Regions from separate parts of the Mus musculus genome. Here region 2 is linked to region 1. The links are chromatin loops, found by intact Hi-C in ENCODE. Cell type or tissue: gastrocnemius. All regions are shown on one strand. Each heading gives the region's core, and the rest is flanking DNA. Links, peaks and the distances in the headings are about the cores only.

The links. Hi-C counts contacts between places; a loop is a spot of excess contacts. Peaks named below come from ENCODE experiments on the same cell type or tissue, not always from the same donor. Only the 100,000 strongest peaks of a DNase experiment are listed, where the experiment ranks them.
Region 2: it touches region 1 in a loop (4-fold over the local background); 13 of 42 quality-filtered maps call a loop at or near these places.

What each region holds. Positions count from the first base shown.
Region 1 is chr17:10,385,443-10,395,563 of GRCm38, forward strand. No RefSeq gene overlaps it. Among named protein-coding and RNA genes, the nearest start is that of Gm39565, 19 kb to the left of the region's middle. In gastrocnemius, for the core only: no CTCF peak of the experiment used is centred there; DNase peaks (open chromatin) are centred at 4,932, 5,518 and 6,039; H3K4me3 peaks cover 1,528 bases; H3K27ac peaks cover 4,405 bases.
Region 2 is chr17:10,314,172-10,324,292 of GRCm38, forward strand. Qk (quaking) reads right to left here and starts at 5,190. Exons shown (of 8, transcript NM_001159517.1): 1 at 4,561-5,190. The coding sequence starts at 4,702. Gm46608 reads right to left here and starts at 9,240. Exons shown (of 1, transcript XM_017317774.2): 1 at 5,480-9,240. The coding sequence starts at 6,174. The coding sequence ends at 5,548. It overlaps Cahm (colon adenocarcinoma hypermethylated RNA), which reads left to right and starts at 5,748. Exons shown (of 1, transcript NR_037588.1): 1 at 5,748-6,970. In gastrocnemius, for the core only: CTCF peaks have their summits at 3,205 and 3,971; DNase peaks (open chromatin) are centred at 3,204, 3,986, 4,325, 4,560 and 3 more places; H3K4me3 peaks cover 6,188 bases; H3K27ac peaks cover 6,985 bases.

The sequences.
Region 1 (10,121 bases), core at 1,437-9,436:
GGCCTGTTTCTATAGGAGAATCACAAGTTCAAGTCCAGCTTGGTAACTCAGTGAGATCCTGTCTCAAAGAAAAGGTAAGAAAACATTCTAGGGCTATAACTCAGACACCGAGTAGCTGCTTTACTGAGTGTATAGGGCCCTAAAAATGTGACACCCAGTAGTACAGGAATGGCTCATTTTCCATAAAATACCAGGTCTACAGCATGTTATGTTATGACTAAAACTGATAGACTGTATACAGTAGTGTCACAGAGAATATAACATGTCAGAATGAACATATTTTGGAAACAGCATACACATATAGGTAAGGCTGAGACCAAGCTAGGTCAAGGTGTTTTGTTTTATATAGGTAGACGAATTTTTATACATATATTACTTATTATTTTATTAATAAATATATTTAAATACACACAGCAAATAATAGTAATCTCTCCATATCCCTTGCTAAGGATCACTCTTCATTTTCTATTTAGATATTGGGTTATGTGAAATCCAGTTCTGGGACAGAATAATATAAGCTACCTATGCTGTGAGTTTTCTTTTACGACATTTGTTTTTTATTTTCTGAGTGGTGTGTGTGTGTCTGCATGTATTGCTGTTCAAGGAAAACGTGTAGGAGTTGGTCCTCTCCTTCGACTGTTGTGGATCCTGGGAATCAAACTCAGGTTGTCAGGCGTGACAGCAAGCATCTTCACCTTACGAGCCATCTAGGGGGGCCTTACGTCATTTCTTACCGTCATTGTTAGGATCTTTTCTGACTTTAATTTAAAAGTAGTGGGTGAGTATATTTGTCTCTTCAAACCTTTACTGTCTTAACAGTTACACTTGCTCCCTGTGTCTATCTCTTCAATGTTATAGTAAGAACTATACTTTTTAATCTTCTAAATCATTCTCTATTATACCCACATCCCCGAGCAATGCGAAAGCCACTGGACTTTACCTGAAGGGAGAGTTACTTAAGAGCGAACTGAAGAGCTCAGAGTATTTTACATGGTGAATCCAGCCCTGACTAGAATGGTCAGTTGTTCACTCGATTTGTGCCTTTGTGGGATCCTCTTTTATAAAAGGCAAAACCCTCTCTAAAGCGAAGGGAAGAGTCCCCAGGCACACATGGGAAGAGTGGCTATTTCGGTCCTTAGGTTCTAGTTTACACACCCAGAGCCTGGAAGCCTCATTCTCAGAATTCACGCTGTCATCAAGAGGACTCAACCTAAACATGGCTGGCCCAAAGCTTCACTGTGACTGCGAGCAGCTGCAACTGCCTGCCAAGCGCTGGTCTCCTCCTGGCTGTGGAATGACTGCTTCCTCTCTTTTTTCCCCTGGGGTAGGCTCCACCCTTCCGACTAACTCTCTGTTCCTATACTTCCCACGCCCTGTACCTGCCTTCACAGCTGTGGGCTAGTTGTCTGCTTTTACACATACCATGGTAACCTTCAGTTTGCTTCTATGAAGTCAGTGGCTATCTGCTTGATGTCCCCTGTTGGAACATAAGCTCTCCATGTTTCTCCATGATCTCCTTGGATCTTGGCGTTGATGTGGTATCTAGATTAAAGCCCCTTAGGAGGTCTTTTTTTGTTTTGTTTTAATTTTTTGAATTAGATATTTTCTTCATTTACATTTCAAATGCTATCCCAAAAGTCCCCTATATACTGTCCCTGCCCTGCTCCTCTACCCACTCACTCCCACTTCTTACCCCTGGCATTCCCTTGTACTGGGGCATATAAAGTTTGCAAGACCAAGGGGCCTCTCTTTCCCTGATGGCCAACTAGGCCATCTTCTGATACATATGCAGCTAGAGACACGAGCTCCGGGGGGTACTGGTTAGTTCATATTGTTGTTCCACCTATAGGGTTGCAGACCCCTTTAGCTCCTTGGATACTTTCTCTAGCTCCTCCATTGGGGGCCCTGTGCTCCATCCTATAGATGACTGTGAGCATCCACTTCTGTATTTGCCAGGCATTGGTATAGCCTCACAAGAGACAGCTATATTAGGGTCCTTTCAGCAAAATCTTGCTGGCATATGCAATAGTGTATGCGTTTGGTGGCTGATTATGGGATGGACCCCCGGGTGGGGCAGTCTCTGGATAGTCCATCCTTTTGTCTTAGCTCCAAACTTTGTCTCTGTAACTCCTTCCATGGGTATTTTATTTCCTATTCTAGAAAGGATGAAGTATCCACGCGTTGGTCTTCCTTCTTGATTTTCTTGTGTTTTGCAAATTGTATCTTGGGTATTCTAAGTTTCTGGGCTAATATCCACTTACCAGTGAGTGCATATCATGTGAGTTCTTTTGTGATTGGGTTACCTCACTCAGGATGATATCCTCCAGATATATCCATTTGCCTAAGAATTTCATAAATCCATTGTTTTTAACAGCTGAGTAGTATTCCATTGTGTAAATGTACCACATTTTCTGTATCCATTCCTCTGTTGAGGGGCATCTGGGTTCTTTCCAGCTTCTGGCTATTATAAATAAGGCTGCTGTGAACATAGTGGAGCATGTGTTCTTATTACCAGTTGGAACACCTTCTGGGTATATGCCCAGGAGTGGTATTGCTGGGTCCTCAGGTAGTACTATGTCCAATTTTCTGAGGAACCGCCAGACTGATTTCCAGAGTGGTTGTACAAGCTTGCAATCCCACCAGCAATGGAGGAGTATTCCTCTTTCTCCACATCCTTGCCAGCATCTGCTGTCACCTGAATTTTTGATCTTAGCCATTCTAACTGGTGTGAGGTGGAATCTCAGGGTTGTTTTGATTTGCATTTCCCTGATGATTAAGGATGCTGAACAGTTTTTCAAGTGATTCTCAGCCCTTCGGTATTCCTTAGTTGAGAATTCTTTGTTTAGCTCTGTACCCCATTTTTTAATGGCGTTCTTTGAATTTCTGGAGTTCAGCTTCTTGAGCCCTTAGGAGATCTTCAGGACGTCCTAGAGAAAGACGTTAGGGTTAGGGAAGTGGTTCTCGACCTATGGGCTGTGACCCCACTAGGGTCACACATCAGGAATCCTGCTATGAGATATTTACATCATCATTCATAACAGTAGCTAAATTACAATTATGAAGTAGCAATGAAGTAATTTTATGGTTGAGGGGTCACCACAATATGAGGAACTGTATTAAAGGGTCACAGGTTGAGAGCCACTGATGTAGGGGATCTGAAAATCCCTTGAAATTGTACAATGTGTGTGCCTTGTTGCCTACCAGCAGGGGTATCATTCTATGGTGTCTTTCATCCTGATGACAGCTGCCCTCCAGGGAGTACATTAACATGGAGGGCTTTTTGCTTTGTAGTGCTTATCGCCAGGCAGAAAAGCCAAAGGGAAGCTTATCAGGACCCTGTGGGAATGAGTATTCTCATTAAAGAAGGTGACCTGTGGGAGAGAGGGCTTGACTTCTCTTCTTTGTCAGACACCACCCTTACACTGATGCCCAGTGTGGTCAAAGCCCTTGCAGAGCACACAGAGGGTAGACCAAGAAGCAGGAAGGCACCCAGACCTTTCTCTTCATGGATCACCAGGGTTACCGGCCAGTGACCATTCACTTTAACCTATGGGATACAGATGTCTGATTCCTTAAGCACTGCAGTGTTCTTGAGGCGGGCACCAGAGAGTTATCTCTACACGACTCTCACTCCAAAGATTACAGATGTCTGTGGGTGTTGTTAGATGTTGGTCGATTGATGGATGGACACACAAAGAATCCATGCACAAGACCTCTAGGTCAAGGGTCCAGGCTGAGAAGGCCTGCCAGGCCTCTGGTGGGCGTTGCCGAATTGGGTTATGTGTTGTGCTCACTGCTCAGCCTCTGCCAGGAATAGGAAGGAGGCATGGATGCCCGAGTACATGGGCCTTGGGATGTTATATTAGGTGTCTGGACTCATTGTTGAAGGACAGAGAGATCCTGCCCTCCTTAGCACGAATATGAGGGTGAGTGGGCTTTGTTGACAGACATGCCAACACTGGGTGACTTGTAGTTTTGAGACAGGGTCTGAAACTACGTCCATGCTTAGGTTAGAAATCACGTGGTGATCAATGAGGCATCTGTGGCTAGTGAGGCACAGACATACTTACTTCAGTTACTTATTCTTCCTACATCTGCCTTCCAATCAGGAAGCTCATCGCACACGCGCAGACACACACACACGCACACGCACACGCACGCACGCGCACGCGCACACACACGCGCACGCGCACACACAGAAGCAGAAGCTGTTCCCTTGGCCACACACCCCTTGTTAAAGGCTTAGCTCCTTTTGATACAGGCTGTTCAAATACCACCCTCTGAGGCAGGGAGACCCCCGAGATCTTGGGAAAGGCCTTCCCATCCACGTGTGGACGAGCTCTTCCTCAGACAGCACAGACAAATGTCTATCATGTGCAATACGAAGGAGTGTGGCGTGCATGCGGTGTGGTGCAGGCTCAGCTCCAGCTCTGGAGTTTTTAGAATTGGCTGTGTACACCGTGTGTTGGGGGCAGTGGGTGTGGCTAGTCTTCTCCCCTTTGATTGGATGGTCTTGATGAAGGTCACATCCAGGCTCCAGGATGCTCAGCTTGTCTGGAAGGCTGCAGTCCAAGCACAAGGTATAGGAAAAGGTCCACTGGTAAAATACTCGGGGACTGTAAAACTGGAGGCCCAGCCTGCTAGGAGTCAGGCTGCTCCGTGTGAAAAGAGAACTCTAGATTAGGTTAACTGGCTTGAGAGAGAGCCTATGGCCTACCTGTTTCCAGTGACCATAAGCCTCATTTTCCCTGAGCTGGTGCCAGTTCGTAATCTGTGGCCTCTATTTTGTGGTCTGAGGGTCAGCTGTGCCTTTGTCTCTGGACCCTCTGGAGCCTGCAGGCTCTCCTGGGGCAGCTGTGTGCCCAGATCCAGTGGCTGGGGCCAGGGTGGAAGTCGGCTGACTGGCCAGCTTGAAGCGAAGCAGGAGGCACTTTTGACTCACTGGATGTGGTTGAAGGACATGACCTTCCTGTGGGTCTTTCTTTTGGGAAAGGAAGTCTTTGGAAGTTTGTAGCAACTGAATAAATCCTGTCCCTTTGATAAGCGGGGCTCCCCGTTTGGAGGGCCGTGGAGAAAGCGCCATACTTCCTCCCATTGTTTCGGCTGATTAAGTTCCAGAGTGTGTCACTTGATAACTCATTCCTGGGGAGCTGTGGTAGAGTGAAGGCCCAGGCAGGAACTGGAGCACTTCAGCCTGCAGGCCCACACGCCTGAGTCCAGCGCAGGCCTGGTTATTCTTGGAAGTTATTTTGATCCGCTGGCCTTGCTCGGGTTCAGGTTTCCGAGAGCCCAGCCCCAGGGTTGGAGAAGCTGAGAATGAAGCAGTCCATTGTAATAATAGACTTCTGCTTGCTGAGGAGGAGGTGCTCCGAGGGTTTTGGAGGCCCCTGCGTGCTCCATGACGTCCCCCTACCATGTGACCTGTGGCACCCTGCAGCATGTGCCTCATCCCTGTATCAGCCACTTGGGATGTGGTCAGGCTGGAGCCAAGCTGCCATGATTGTGGGACGGCCTCCATCAGCCAGAAAATCTGGCAGCTCCAGAGAGCAGAAGTGACTCAGGGAGACTGACAGCAGAGAGGGAGGAAAGGCTCCCCAGAGCTCTGGCACAGTGAAGGATGCTCTCCTTACTGAACAGCTGAGAGCGAGCGAAGAGGCTCCAATCCGGGAAGCTGCAGTTCCTGGGTGGGGACAGCTGTTCTGTACTTCCAGATACCCACCCAAGCAAGCCTCACTTTTTTTAAAGCAATTCTTTTCTTTCTTTTTTCCCTTCCCTTCTCCCTCTTGCTTCTTCCCCCTCCCCCGCCCCGGCTCGCTCCGGGTTTGCTCTCTCTGGTCCCCAAGCCTAACTTTTAACTTTAAAGTCTGAATAATTTTTGGTGTTGCTGTCGTCATTTTTACTAGGTGGTATAAGTGACCCTAGCCTGGTGGCCCAAATGGCAGAAATATACTGCCTTGCCATCGGTGTTTTGGAAGTTGGTGGTCTGAGGCCATGGTTGTCAGGGTGACTTGTTCCTAGTCTGAATGGGGGAATCTGCCACTGTGGACCAGCGACCAGTTCCTGGTGGCGACTGACATCCTGCTGTTCCTCAGCATGTAGAAACACAACGCGCCATCTCTGCCTTCACCTCACTAAGTTTTCCTTCTTTTAAAGGGACACAGTCACAGGGATGGTCATTGTTCTCTAGTAGGACCCACCCCAACTTAGCTGACTACAGACATTCTCTGTTCTGAGCAGGTCTGTCTCAACAAGCCCACAGTCCAAGGTACAAGTCTGGTGGGGACCAATACTTTTACATGTGGATCCCGAGGGGTAGGGGTGGGAGTTGAACCTGTGACAGATGGAGACTATCTGGATTGCAGTAATTTGGAAAATTGTGACAAGCAAAAATCAAAGGAGTAAACCTTGTTCCTGCCACTCAGGCTACTGCAGTGAGTGCCATAGTGCACACACTTCTGGAAATGTGTCTTCAGATGGCACAGGATAGATATAATTCTGTTACCTGCTTCGCCTGATCTCTGCTTTTCAATTTTACAGATGTTTTCTTATCAATTCTTTTTTTGTTTGTTTGTTTGTTTTTTTGTTTTTGAGACAGGGTTTCTCTGTGCAGTCCTGGCTGTCCTGGAACTCACTGTGTAGACCAGGCTGGCCTTGAACTCAGAAATCCACCTACCTCTGCCTCCCAAGTGCTGGGATTAAAGGCGTACGCCACCACTGCCGGGCTGTTTTCTTATCAATACCTCATCCCTGTTCTTTTTTTTTTTTTTTTTAAAGATTTATTTATTTATTTTATTTATGTAAGTACACTGGAGCTGTTAGACACACCAGAAGAGGGCACCAGGTCTTATTACAGATGGTTGTGAGCCACCATGTAGTTGCTGGGAATTGAACTCAGGACATTTGGAAGAGCAGTCAGTGCTCTTAACTGCTGAGCCATTTCTCCAGCCCATCATCTGTGTTCTTAACAATGTCTTTGTTCTAAGAAAAATGGATCCAGGACTATTCCAGGCAACTGGTCTATTTCTACAACATGGAGACTAATTCTGGGCCAGATACATTGCCAGACACTCTACCCTCAAATCTGTCAGTCTTGTGACATTACTTCCCTAGTTCTTGGTCTCTCGTTGTTGCCTGTGAACTGAGGCTCGCAGCTAAGCTGCAAGTGCTTCAAAGTTAACCTCTTTTGGATAGCCAGCATTGCCGGCACACCTGAGTCAGGTACCAGGAGCTTTGCTTCAGCTGTATCAAGTCCTACTTACTCCTTGAGGTTCCCACCTAGCCTGGATGTGAGAGCTCACGCTGGAGACGATCCCTTGCCGCGCTGAGGTTTTTCTGCTGCGAACGTTTCTGATTGCTGAGGGGGAACTTGCCCTTCCTGGTGGCAGCTGGCGAGGGAGGGGAAGTAAGCAGGGTCAGCTGAGACCTGCCTGGGACTGCATGGTCTCAAGACACTCAGTTCTAAGAAGTCCTACGCTTGCATTCCCAGCACTCTTGGCCCGTTGATGATGTGATGGGCACATGTGCTCCACCACCCTTAGGCCTCCAAGCTCTGGTTCCTGGGTCAGCTGCGCTAGCTGTGCTTCCAGGGACGAACAGGGCTATCTCCTCCTGTGTGTGTGTGTGTGTGTGTGTGTGTGTGTGTGTGTGTGTGTGTGTGTGTGTGTGTATGTGTGTGTGTGTGTGTGTGTGTATGCTCATGTGCACGTGTCTGTACTTGTTTGTTCACGAGTGTGTGTGTGTGTGTGTGCATGCATGTGTGTCGCACACATAGAGACCAGAGACTCACATCAGGTGTCTTTCTCACTCCCTCTCACTGACATTGGAGCCCACTGATTTAGGTACACAACCCCAGAGCTCCTCCCGTCTCTGTCCTGCTGTGGTTTCAGAAGTTTGCTGTTGCTCTCGGTTTCCCTAGAGGTGCTGGCTTATCTGGCTCCTGTGCTTATACGGCACATTAATGGCAGAATTGTTGATTTTTAAAAACCACGTGTGTGCTCTTATATAACTTATCCGTCAAGCTTCAGAAAGCTCCCACAATCCCCTTCCCAGCTAATCACTGCCCATCCACAGTTCCCAGATAGACCAGAACTTTTTTCTTTGCTTTCTTTCTTCTCTCCTCCCTTCTTCCCCTCTCTTCCTTCATTTCTTCATTTCATCTCTTTAGACAGAGCCTCATTACAGAAGCCAGGTTGTTCTCAAACACCTGATTCTGCTGCCTCTGCCTCCCATGTGTTAGAACCACCGCCCTGGCCTCCTGCATCTTCTTTCTCCACATAGATTCTGTCTCTCCTGGAACCTAGTGTGGTTGGAATGAGCTGCATGCTCTCTCCTGCTCAGTACAGTTTTGGGGTCCATCTAGGATGAGCCCCACAGTCATCCCCACAGGCTTCTGGGACAGTCTTGTCCACTGGGTGGGTGAGGCTGTTTTGAGATGTGTCTGCAGTGGGGATGGGGGACGGGCAGCACAGTCTGTCTTTCTAGTGAACTGGCCTTGGTTGGTGGGAGGAGACAGAGCTCTGAGTGGCTGCGGTTAAGAGTGGGGAGAGCTTTGTACTGAGACCATCTTAGCTCAGACAGTTTGCATGTGATCAGTACAGAACCAGAAAGGGCTGCACAGCAGTCCACGACCTGGCTCTACATAGCCCAGCACCTATGCTCCTGGGCCTGCCCTGGTGGCGACTGAGAATCAAAGAAATCCCATACTGTTTTCCTCAGAGTGGCATTTGTCCTTCTCAGGCCTACTTGTTCTGCCCAGTCCCACCGACATGTCCCTTCTTTGACAGCCACTCATCTTGATGGGATGGATGGTCTATCTTCTGTGGAGATGTAAGATAAGGAACTTTACAGGGCATCTTTGGTATATGCCAAAGAGAAGGAAAGAAAGAGAAGAGAGTACGTGGAGTAAAAATGGCCAGAGAAATCAGCGGCTGAGGAGGGGCCTTGGCCCTGGTTGCCAACGTCTCCCCCCTCCTCCAGGGTGCATAAGAAACTGAGGCCTCTGTCTTCCACTCTCCCATGCTAGCCTAAATGCAGTGTTGAAGCCCACTCCGTCAGGAACATGATTCCCAAGTGGAACTGTGTTATGAGCACAGGAAGGGGTCTTCTTTGGAACCCCCTTGTGCCAGGTCTGTGTCACACGGTCTATGCCTGTGCCTGAAAGTTGCCTTCGTCTGCTTGTCTCACTTCCAGTTACTCAACCCTACTTCTTTAGTATGATGGACAGTCACAGGGCCAGTCCCAAATTTGAAACTGTCTTCCTGAAGCCAGTTTTGTGTGTGTGTGTGTGTGTGTGTGTGTGTGTGTGTGTGTGTGTGTGTGTGAGAGAGAGAGAGAGAGAGAGAGAGAGAGAGAGAGAGAGAGAGAGAGAGAGAGGATATGAAATACAAGGAGAAGGAAGCGATGAGTAAGAGGGCCCAGTGTGATTTCTGCTGAGAGGTCGCCAGGGACAGAGCCTGGGTACTGGGATGCGGAGATCAGGCCAGCAAGGATTAGAGGAAGAAAAGTCTCATGGACGAGAAGGTCCGGGAAGACAAAGGCAAGCCCCTGTGTGACTGCCATGGCAAGCATCTTTCCAGCTGAGAGGGGCTGTGGGAAAGCCCTGGCGGCCCGGCCCCTGTCAGTTCTGGTAAAAGCAGCTCTTGGCAGTGGTGCCCCAGGGACTCCAGGAGGGCTGTGGGCTGGCACACACTGCTCCTCACCCTGGCCACACTTGGGGACTGTGAGTTCCCAGGCCCCGGCAAACAACCTTGGGCAGAGTCCCACTTCCTCTCTGAGAAAAGCTTTGGCGAAGGAAGTAGGGAGGGACAGTGCATCTCTAAGGGATGGACTCCCTCAAGAGTGCCCCAGATTAAGGCCATTCTGGCTGTTTGCTACCTTCTAAGGGCCCTCAGAGGGAAGCAGGAAAGAAATGACCATTATTCTCCAGGCTCTTGCTAACATGGGTTTGATGACAGAATTCTATCGTTTGGAGGGGACTTGCAGAAGCGATAACCCCAATACTTCATTTTACAAGAGAGAAACAGAGCTTAAGGCACTTGACCCAGGTCTCCTGGCTGCATGGTGTCTAAATTCTAGTTCAGGATGAGTCCCCCAAGCCCACAGGAGAAAAGGACCCAGGGAAA
Region 2 (10,121 bases), core at 1,163-9,162, 72 kb before region 1:
AACCAGCACACGGTTCTAATCATGACCTCCTAACATGGATCCGTTTCATCCATCCCTCAGCCTTAAAATAGATTCTGAGCTATCCCCACAACAGTTGACATACTAGGAGCACAAAGTTGCTCAGTGCGCTATTTTCTGAGTTATCAACAAACAAAACCTAATAACGTCACAGCACATTCCATTTCAGACAGAAAGGGAGAATTTTTGCTTACAACAGCATCAAACAAACGGAATTTCTCAAATAAATCAAAATGCAGGTCCTATGTTTATATAAAGCTGTCCATATAATCAAATGGTTTAATTAATTCTTAGTACCAAAAACAAAAGAAAAGCAAAAAACTATCCATCTAAATACAGCAGCTGAAAAAGGTGCTTCTTTACCCTGCTTTATCAAGGGTCTCAGCAGCGCAGGGTTATACTTGTCAGATTTTGTCACAGGACTCTGCTTCCCTTTTGGATACTAAAAATCACTTGATCTGATGGAACACTTGTTAGACACCAGCTTCAGGACAGAGATGGGGCCATGATTAACAGAGATACACAATGTTCAAACCACCTAAAAAGCCAAATGCTGATCTGAGACAGCTCTGAAGGTCCCTATCATCAAACACACCCACTCTCACGCAAATGAGAATTTTTATTTTACCGTTCTCATACTCATCTCAGAAAAGGCAATGATAGCAAATATACTAGGAAATGTGACGCTCTAAGCCCTATTTCTACTATAAACTTAATTGTGCTATTGTTTAACAGTACAACCTTAACTATAAAACATGATGAAGCTTACCACCTCCAACTCTAGAGCAGTGTGGTGTAAATGCAGAATAAACTCGCAAACGATTGTTTCCATTAGACCCACACAGAGCTGTGCTATCTCCTGAGGAGCATAGTGGAGAGAACTGGTGAAAAATAGCAGCTTATTACAAAAGCAATGGATTGCAAAAGCAATGTCCTAGTTCCTAAACAAATTAACTACCCCATCTTACATAAAATATGCTTGACACAATAACTACTATCAATAATGACTTGCTTTTTAGACAAAAGAAAATCTAAAAATTTACCAAACTATATCACCTATGTCCTTTCAGTATCTACGGCCATGCAAAGTTTTAAGCCATAGTGTTTATGGACAAACAAGACTTTTCAAAAAGAAAAGAATTAAAATTCAAGAAAAGCAGAGGTATGACATCTGCAACACTGAACACATTCTCAAAGATAAACAGCAAAGCCGATTTTAATTGAAAATTAAGATCAGTTAGGGAGCAGGAAATTTTATGAAAAAGGGTTATCTAAAACTAAAAGCATTTTTAAATCATTCATGCAAAATCTAACATATTTGTTTACTTTTCCTAAATTATACTCTAGTTTTTCTGACAAGCTTCTGTAAAAATATTCAGACTGCCCCCTTTCATCAAACCACACCCTTCTCATTTTCATAAAAGCAGCCTCTCTCTCATAATCATGGAATTAAAACTGGAAATTCGATGCTCATGTATCACATTCTTGCTTTTCTCTACTTGTTATTTGTGTTATTTACTGCTGCACGTCTTCATATTAAATTACAAAATGTTTATTTTTTAAAAATGTTTTGCATTTAACTCGTTTTCATTACAAAGAAAAGTCTTTAAGATAATTTGTGTGTAACTTTATCCCAGGGATAAAGTTAAAATCTTAAGAGAAAGCAGTTTAAGACCCACATTTTATTTGTAATCTTCTGCTCACCTCTAATTAAATGATCCTTTAAGTCTTAGAAGTATTAACTCAAGTTATAGCTTTTATTTAAGAATTGCCCTGGCCTAAAATATATTGTTAGCTTTAAAACAAAACTATCCTGCTAAAGATGCTAGGAAAGAAAGACTGACACAACTCACCAAGCAGAACTAACAGCCAACACAAGGACTGAGTTACTACTACCTAAGTTAAAACTATGGACTACTTTCTTTAAGCCAGCAAGAATTAATATACGATTTCTCTTCTATCATTCAAGTTTTAACAAGTAGAAAACTAACATATTTCATTCCCAAATTTGTTAAATCAAATGAAAATTCTCAAACAGAAACTATATTAAAAGTTCACTGCTGGAAAAGAATTTTTAAAATAAAACTGCTAAATAGTCCCATTCAAAGTTTCTAATTATCAGAGAGTAGAGTATCTTACTATCACTGAACAGTTTAATCCCTAAAGTGAAACTTAGTTTTATCTGAATTTAAAAGTAATTTTTCTGCCAAGTATTACAGTCAAAGGAAAATGTAATCCCTAACCATAAACAGAAGTCATAATTAATTTGTTTTAGACAATGAGAGGGCACAAGGGGTTAAGGACAAGTTGCCAATTTTCACAATTAAGTCATCTACCAAGAAAATTATGATGGTGCACTTAAAAAGCCAGAATTTTCAAGTCAAATTAAATTTACAGTAAGACTAACAAGTACAGTTAAAAGCTTATAGCACACTAAGGACCAGCCCATTTCCTGCAAGTGATGAAAACAATCACAATCCCCAGTCAATCTCCTGTCTCCTATTAAATCCGAGCTATCTTTACTCTAGCCTAATGCTCAGACACCCAAGAACAAACAGACTAAGGTGAAGATGGAGAAAACATGACAAGGAGACACCAAACATTACTTTGAATATTGTAATCCTGAACTAGCTGTCTTCTACATTTGAAACCCAAAGGGTCACTATTTCTAACCAAGAGAAATAAGCCTGTGCAAAGATTGAAATTCCTCTAGTTGAAAGACTTATGCCAACCTCAAAATAAGGCAGTTATTTCTGATCAAGCTGAAAGAGAACACTTGAACAGCCTTTACAATTAATCTAAGAAACGCCTACTAGTTTTCCTTATAACATATCCAAACTTTTTATAAGTCCACTAAGTCACTTAGGTATACGAAGCATTTTAAGAATGCTTTTTAGTTCATTGTATATGCTGTCTAGTTTGTTGTGTAAGAAATTCCCTCTTGATTGAACTTTTAAAAACTAAATTTTTCCTCATAAATATGCTACTAATATCATAAAAACCAATGCCAAGGAAGAAATATCAATGTATGAGGTGTTTCCGCCCTAATCACATTTGTGAATAGTGACAAATGAAGTCATCTAAAAATTTAAGTTTCAACTGCACCTAATATAGGTCAGATTATTAAGCATACTATTTTGTTCCAAACATTTCCAAGGTTAAAAAAAAATAACTGGCGCCCCTTAGCGCTCACTTTTGGAAATACTCAATTTAAGAGCTCCAGCTTTCTTTTTTTTTTTTTGGACATTCCAGAAAGTTTTCTGCCTCCACAATTTTTCAAATGCCAACACAAATAGGAAAGGCAAAAACCCTTAAAGGGGCAGTTCAAGTTTTTTCTCCAGGGCAATTTAACACTAACAAATATACCAACCCAACAATAAAAAATGCCTCTTTCGATGTGTTGCTGTTGCATGTTCATGTGTAATAGCTGAATGTTTTCTGTTTTAAATACTGCCCAAAGCTCCCCATCCAACGGAAGCTCTGAGGATGACTCTTTAATCATCTTTTAGCTCGGGAGTCTTTTGTTCTTCCCTGACATGCCAGCAGATATCCCCAGCTATCTCTAAAATTTTTCGACATTCTTCTCAAGATCCTAAAATCCATGTTCATCTGTACAACATAGTTTTCCGCTTCCTTTAAACAGTCCACTCAGAGACTTTAAAAGAGAAGACAGAAACTACTCGCTACTCGATTTAAAACAGACTTGTTGGTCCTATCCCACCCCCCAACCCCGCCCCGGGCGTCCACAGAAACCTACAGCTACTGGGAACTAACACTCCAGGTCGCTGCTATGAGTAGTTCCTAAAGGAATTCCAGAGCTGACCAGCATTAATCTCCAGTCAGTCTTCGCTCCCCACAGCGCTCCTAACTCGGCTTGTGCAAACTTCTGCTCTATTTTATCCCCGTCCTTTCAAACTTCCAGCTCCCCGCCCTGCAAACGCAGGCGGCTACGCCGGGAGCGAACCCTCCGCCCCAGTTCTTCCAAACTCGGATTCCGTTCAGGTCTGTCCTCGCGGTATTTCGTACTCCTCCCCCACCACCACCACCACAGACTAAAGAAAAAAAAAAAAGTGAAGTTAAACTCCCAAACAGTTCTCGCTTCCCCAAACAAAAGGACAAAAAGTGTTCTACTCTGTCATTTCGTCCTCGCCTTCGGCCACATAAGCACTACTTTTCTTCGGTACCCTACGTGATTCCTGGACATCTCGGGGTCCGATCGGGTACTGCGGGCCACGCAACTCTACCGAAAAGAGCCCGCTAAGCCGGGGCTCCGCGGGCCAGGCGAGGCGGAGCTCGGGGAATCGCGTGGCCCCGCCGGGCCGGCCGAGATGGCCGGGATGGCGGGGAGCCTAGCCGCCGCGCCGTCGGGAGCCGGCCGCAGCCCCGCAGCCCCGCGCGCTCCCGGGTCCGCCCTCGGGCCTGGCCCGGCCCCGGCCGGGCCGCGAGCCGCCCGCGCCGCCTTTGTGCGCCCGCCCGCCCGCCCGCCTGACCTTCCCGCCGCCCCGCCATCCCGGGCCGCCGCGCCGGGGCCGGGCGCCTCACCTTCGTCCAGCAGCCGCTCGAGGTGGTTGAAGATCCCGCAGAAGTTGGGCAGGCTGCTCATGAGCTTCTTGTCGTTCATCAGCTGCATCAAATAATCTGGGGTGGGCTTCGGCTTCTCCTTCGTTTCCATTTCCCCGACCATATTCCAGGCTCCGCAGCTCACTCCGCCCGCCGCCGCCGCCGCCGGAGGAGAGGAGGGAGGGGCGGGGGCGAGCTCCGGCCGCCGGCCGCTCGGGACGCGGCGTCCCGCTCCGCGCCGGCTCCCGCTCCGGCTCCCGCGCCGAGCCCCGGGGCGGCCGGCTCCGCGCGCCCGCCCGCCCCCCGCAGGCACTTTCGCCCGGCCCGACGCGCCGCGGCCGCCGCTCCTCGGCCGCCCGGCGCGGCTCCCCTCGCGAGGCCGGCGGCAGAGGCGGGTCTCGGGCCGAGCGCGGCGCGGGGCCGCTGCGCCGCGAGGAGCCGGGGGGCCGCTCGTCGGCCGGTCGCGCCGCCTGCGCCGGAGCTCGCGAGTCTGCGGTGCTGTCCGCCGCGGCGCTCCGCGTTACCGCCGCCGCCGCCGCCGCCGCGCTCCGACTGCGCTCCTCCTCTTCCTCCGCGGCTCTCCTCCTCCTCACTCACTTGGCGGCGGAGTTCGCCTCAGTTCAGGCGGCGCCGCCGCCCCTGGCCGCTCGGGCGGGACGGCCGGCGCAGGGCCGGGCCGCGGCGGGGAGGACGCGCGCCGGTGGCCGCCCGCGCGGGGCCGGGGTCGCGGCTGAGGGGGACGCGGGCGGCGGCGCTGGCTCGTCGGCGCGCTGTTGCTGAGGCGGCGGGCGCGGTCGGGTGCGGCGGCTGAGAGGAATCCCGGCGGGACTCTCCGCGACGCGCTGCGCTCGCCGCCGCCCGGGCCTCGCGTCCGCGCGCGTTACTATAGTTTGGGTTTTTTTTTTTTTTCTTAAACCTCTTCGTCCACCTTCCTCGCTACCCCCTCAAAAAAAAAAAAATTTTTTTTTTTTAAACGTCCTGTTGCTTCACTGGGGACTCTCGGGTGGGCGTCACGTGTCCAGACACGTAGCCGAGAGGCTGAGAGCGCGTGCGCGCGTCGAGGACTGTGACCACGCCCCTTCCGAGGGTCGCTCCGCCCCACCTGGCGGAGAGCGCGCCGTGGGGGCGGGGGGTGGGGGGGAAGCGGGCCTGGAGCGCGCCTGCGTGGGGGTGGAGCGGGACGAAGATGGCCTGCGGACGGAGGAGCGGGACCGAACCGTTCTGGCGCGGCGCCCACCTCGCGGGGCGGGAAACCCGGCCGTCGGATCGCTTGGGGTGCGAGGTGGCGGCGGACTGAGTTGGCGTGGGCGCCCACACCGCAAGTGTCTCCGGCGGTAGGGACTCCAGTGAGGTTTCCCCTGGAGCCAGCGCCACGCGTGACGGGCCTCGCGTTGCCGTGGGCTGCGAGGCGGCCCCGGACCGTGGGCGGAGACGGCACACGCGTGCGCACCCACGGGCGTGCGGGCGGGCTCTGTTCCATGCGGCGTGACGCGCGGTTCCGTTAATCCTCACCGCAGGTTCCAGTCCCTGGTGGCGGAGGCGCTGGCTCCTCAGCGGTGCGGCCCCCGCACAAGGGAGCCTGTGTGAGGAGTACATATTCGGGGAAAAAACGAAGTGGCCAACGCCTATTTTTACCTACTTGACAAAAATAAATAAATAAATGACAGGCAGAGGGCCAGGACAGGGGCTTTCTATGGCGTGTAGAGGAAGTTCTGCCGGTTACATTTGTTTCGGAAACAATGTTCCGAATTGCAGCAATGAAGTCCTGCGATTTATAGAAGCTGTCGGTCATTAAATCTGCATCATCCCTGTTTTGTTGCAAGTTCTCTATAACATGCTCCATTAAAATGTAGACAAGATTGTCAAATTAACCATTTTGAGAGTTGGCCCTGGCTATAATTTTCTGGGAATCATCTCACTGTATTTTAAATGTGTACGTAAGCAGGCTAGTTGGATTGCTTTTTTTGTTGTTGTTGTTTTAAACTTTGATTTACGCGATTTCTAAAGAGCATTTTCGAAGTTTGTGTGGTACCAACGGTATTTAAAGCAATTTTACTCTTTTCCTGGCCAGTAGCTTCTGATTATTTTATTTAAAGACTACAGTTTGGGTTGGTTTGGGTTTTGGTTTTCTAGTTGTCCATTAAACTACGTTTTTTAGAGCAAATGATGAACAAAGTTAACATGTAATTGAAATAATTTTAATTTTCCAACAATGGCTATAGTAGTTCTTAGTACTATAGATAATCCCTTAATTATCTCTAAACAATAAATTAGTGAAAGCATGGAATAATTTGATCAAAAAGCTGTTACTACATTTTCTAAATCTTTCTTCAGAATCTAGAAAAAAACGAGGTTTCTTTCTTGTATATTATTAAAAAATATTTTGTCACTGAATTATTATACATTGTCTGTGTTTGTGCAAGAGAAGTCCCCTTTGTAAGTTGGTCACACTTATAGGCCCTTTGGTAACTGCTCTCCCTCTATAGCTCAATCAGAGCAGTCCTGTACCTTAGGCAATCCTGGCAGCCCCAAGTTTTACATAAGAGGAAACCCCTGAAGAGGAAGAGGGAAACTGAATAATTTTATCCAGCACTATAGCCAATGAGCCCTATCTGCTGTTCAAATCCATGTATATTTTATACCAGAGTGCCCCCATCCCCATTTTACTGACCCTATCCAGTAAATCCTTTGAATTCATTACAGTGTTACATAATTTTTGACCCATATGTCCAACCACTTTTATAATGTAGTTGAATGAAAATAATAGGCAATATTCATTCACCATGGCTCAATCCCTGGTGGACCCATCACTTGGAAATAGTAGCCATTTAGTGCATTTTCTCTTCCCCTGCTTAGTTTTGCCTGATTTCTCAGGTTAAGAAAAAAAATATCCAGAGTTTCCCAAGACCTATTAGGCCCCAAGAGATGTTGCTGCCCAAGCTCACTAGATGGACTCCTCATGTGTCTTGACCTCTACACATGCTTGGCATCTGTAGGGCTCTGGGCTTGGTGTACCCTTGTAAAGTTTTCCCTAGTTGCCCAAAAGCCCCACTCCAGCTCCCATATGCCACCTCTATTTTTTGTTAAATGTTTAGTTGTTTCTGTCACATTTCTCACATGCCATGTCAGATCTGTGCGTCAGTTTGTTTGCCATCAGAGACTCTCACGCTTTGAGAGTTCCTAACCCCAACAACAGCACATGTGTAGGCTCTCATGACTTTGGTGTTCAAAGAGGAGTGTCATTAGCTAGTTGCATACTTGAGGTTAAAATTCTTACCTGATTTAGTTCCTTCAGTGCTTCCCCCGACACGTGGGGAGGTGTGAGTAGCCATATTTGAACTGAGATGGTTGGTTGCCTAGGAACAGCTTAGTGGCTAGTGGAGGCAGTCCAGGACTGTACAGCAAGTGAACACATGGCCTTTGGGGCCACTGACCTTGCCCAGGCACTCATCCATAGGCTCCCATCTTTGTCTGTCTCCCACTCTTCTGCACATTGTGCACATGTATTGATCACACAACATGATGAATGCAATGTAGACTACAAAGTTTATTGAGATATGTACCTTCAAGCTTACAATCTCAGCAATTATTATAGATCCTTCAGTCCTGTTATTGCAAACATTCTAATACAGTTTTCAAAATGTGCAGGATAAATGTACATGAAGATAGGTATACACAGGTATATGAAGATCCTTGTAATAGCTCTTTCAGTGAAAACTCGTCTATTAACAATAAAATTGGCTCTTCATTTTTATACTAATTAGCTAGGAGTGGAAATGTGCTTTCTGTTCAATTTCATTGGCTCTACTAGCTTGTTGCATCTCTCCACATTTAGAGTAAAAACTTAACAATATTCCAAGCAGGTCTGTCTTTATTGCCATGGAGTTTTTTATAAGAACTAAAAACTGCACATTCAATGTATGATGGTTCTTTGTTCCAATATTCTTTGAAAGAAATAATCTAAATTATAAAAATTTCTATGAGGGGGATGGGAGGAGTCTAGGTATGTTTGTATAATTAACTCCACAAAACGTTCGAGTATCCTCCTAAACTATAAAGTGGTTTATCATATAGATACTGTTCAGAGCATTGAAAATGATGTAGGGATTGTGGTCATGTTCAAATGTGAAACTTCAGCATTTGAAGATTAGGGCCCGGAGAGTTGTTATTTTTCGGTCTATGTCTCTATATGTGTGTGCATTTAGCACGATTGTCTTATTTATTTTGTATGCAAGAAATCAGTCCAGTAGTAGTAGTAGTAGTAGTAGTAGTAGTAGTAGTAGTATGTCTTCCTTTCACTAAAGCATGTTTATATCTCTAGTAAGATGAGGAGCGTGACTCCCTCGACTGCTGTAGTGTGATTTGTGATTACAGAGCTAATGTGATCCTTCCAGATGTAGCCCCAGCATCCAGCTTCACCCCCTGCCCAGCAGTTAAATATTAACTGGTAGTGTAAAGTTTCTGCTCATTTGACCCTAAATGAAACTGTAGAGGTAGAAACACTCAGAGCAGGATGCAGGCCCTCATGCCATGTAATGTGACCTTCTCATTCCACATTTATACAGATCTTCAAGCAAAAAATAACTATTAATTTTAGGACTCTACACTGAGCTTCAAATGCACTCTGTGTTGACCAATTTTCATACTGACTCAGAGCATTCATTTCAGTAGTGCTTCTCTGGATTGGGCTAATTTCATGGTTTTTTCTCTTCAGGATCTAGACCTGAAGAGAATCTAGGACCTCAGAATGAGTGGGTGATTAGGTTATTTTACTATGTTCAGTAGATACCATTTGGTTCAGTGTGTTAATTTTAAACAGCTAATGTGGAGAAACATTTTATAAGCAAAGGATATAACTACTTAGGTCGTCCCCAGACACTTAATCCAAATGCCATTTTCTCTACTACAGCTTAGAGACTGGATGTATTTTCCTGGTAATTGTGGCATATGTGACTTCTAAACTGAGTTTCCAGAAGGTCGGTGTGAGACTTACCAGGAGTGCTCTGGGGAGTCAGACACTTCAGTTATTTCAGTACACTGGTGCCAAGTTGCTAATTGCCTCAATTTTACAGCTGAGACAGTGACTGGTCCACGAGTCAGTAAACCCTGGAGACAGGATTCATTCACATCAGACCTTCAAAGTGACTGGACTTCAGGAAGTTAAATCAGGATGCCCAGGAACTAACTCACTCTCTCTCTCTCTCTCCTCTCTCTCTCTCTCTCTCTCTCTCTCTCTCTCTCTCTCTCTCTCTCTCTCTCTCTCTCCCTCTCTCTCCCTCTCTCTCCCTCTCTCTCTCTCTCTCTCCCCGTATTAACTGGTCAATAAAGGCTAGAGCCTGTGATTGGCAGTGGAGGGGAAAGGTGGGACAAGAAGTCTTTGGAGTGAGGCCAGGTAGAGAGGAGAAGTGAAGGAGAGAGCATGGAGAAGAGGAGAAGGAAGCAGTAATGGAGCAGAACTACCTGGCCAGGAGAAACTGGAAGTAGTAAGGGCCTTATAGGTGGGGGGTCAGTTAGACTAGTATTAGATATGCCCTTATAAGGCT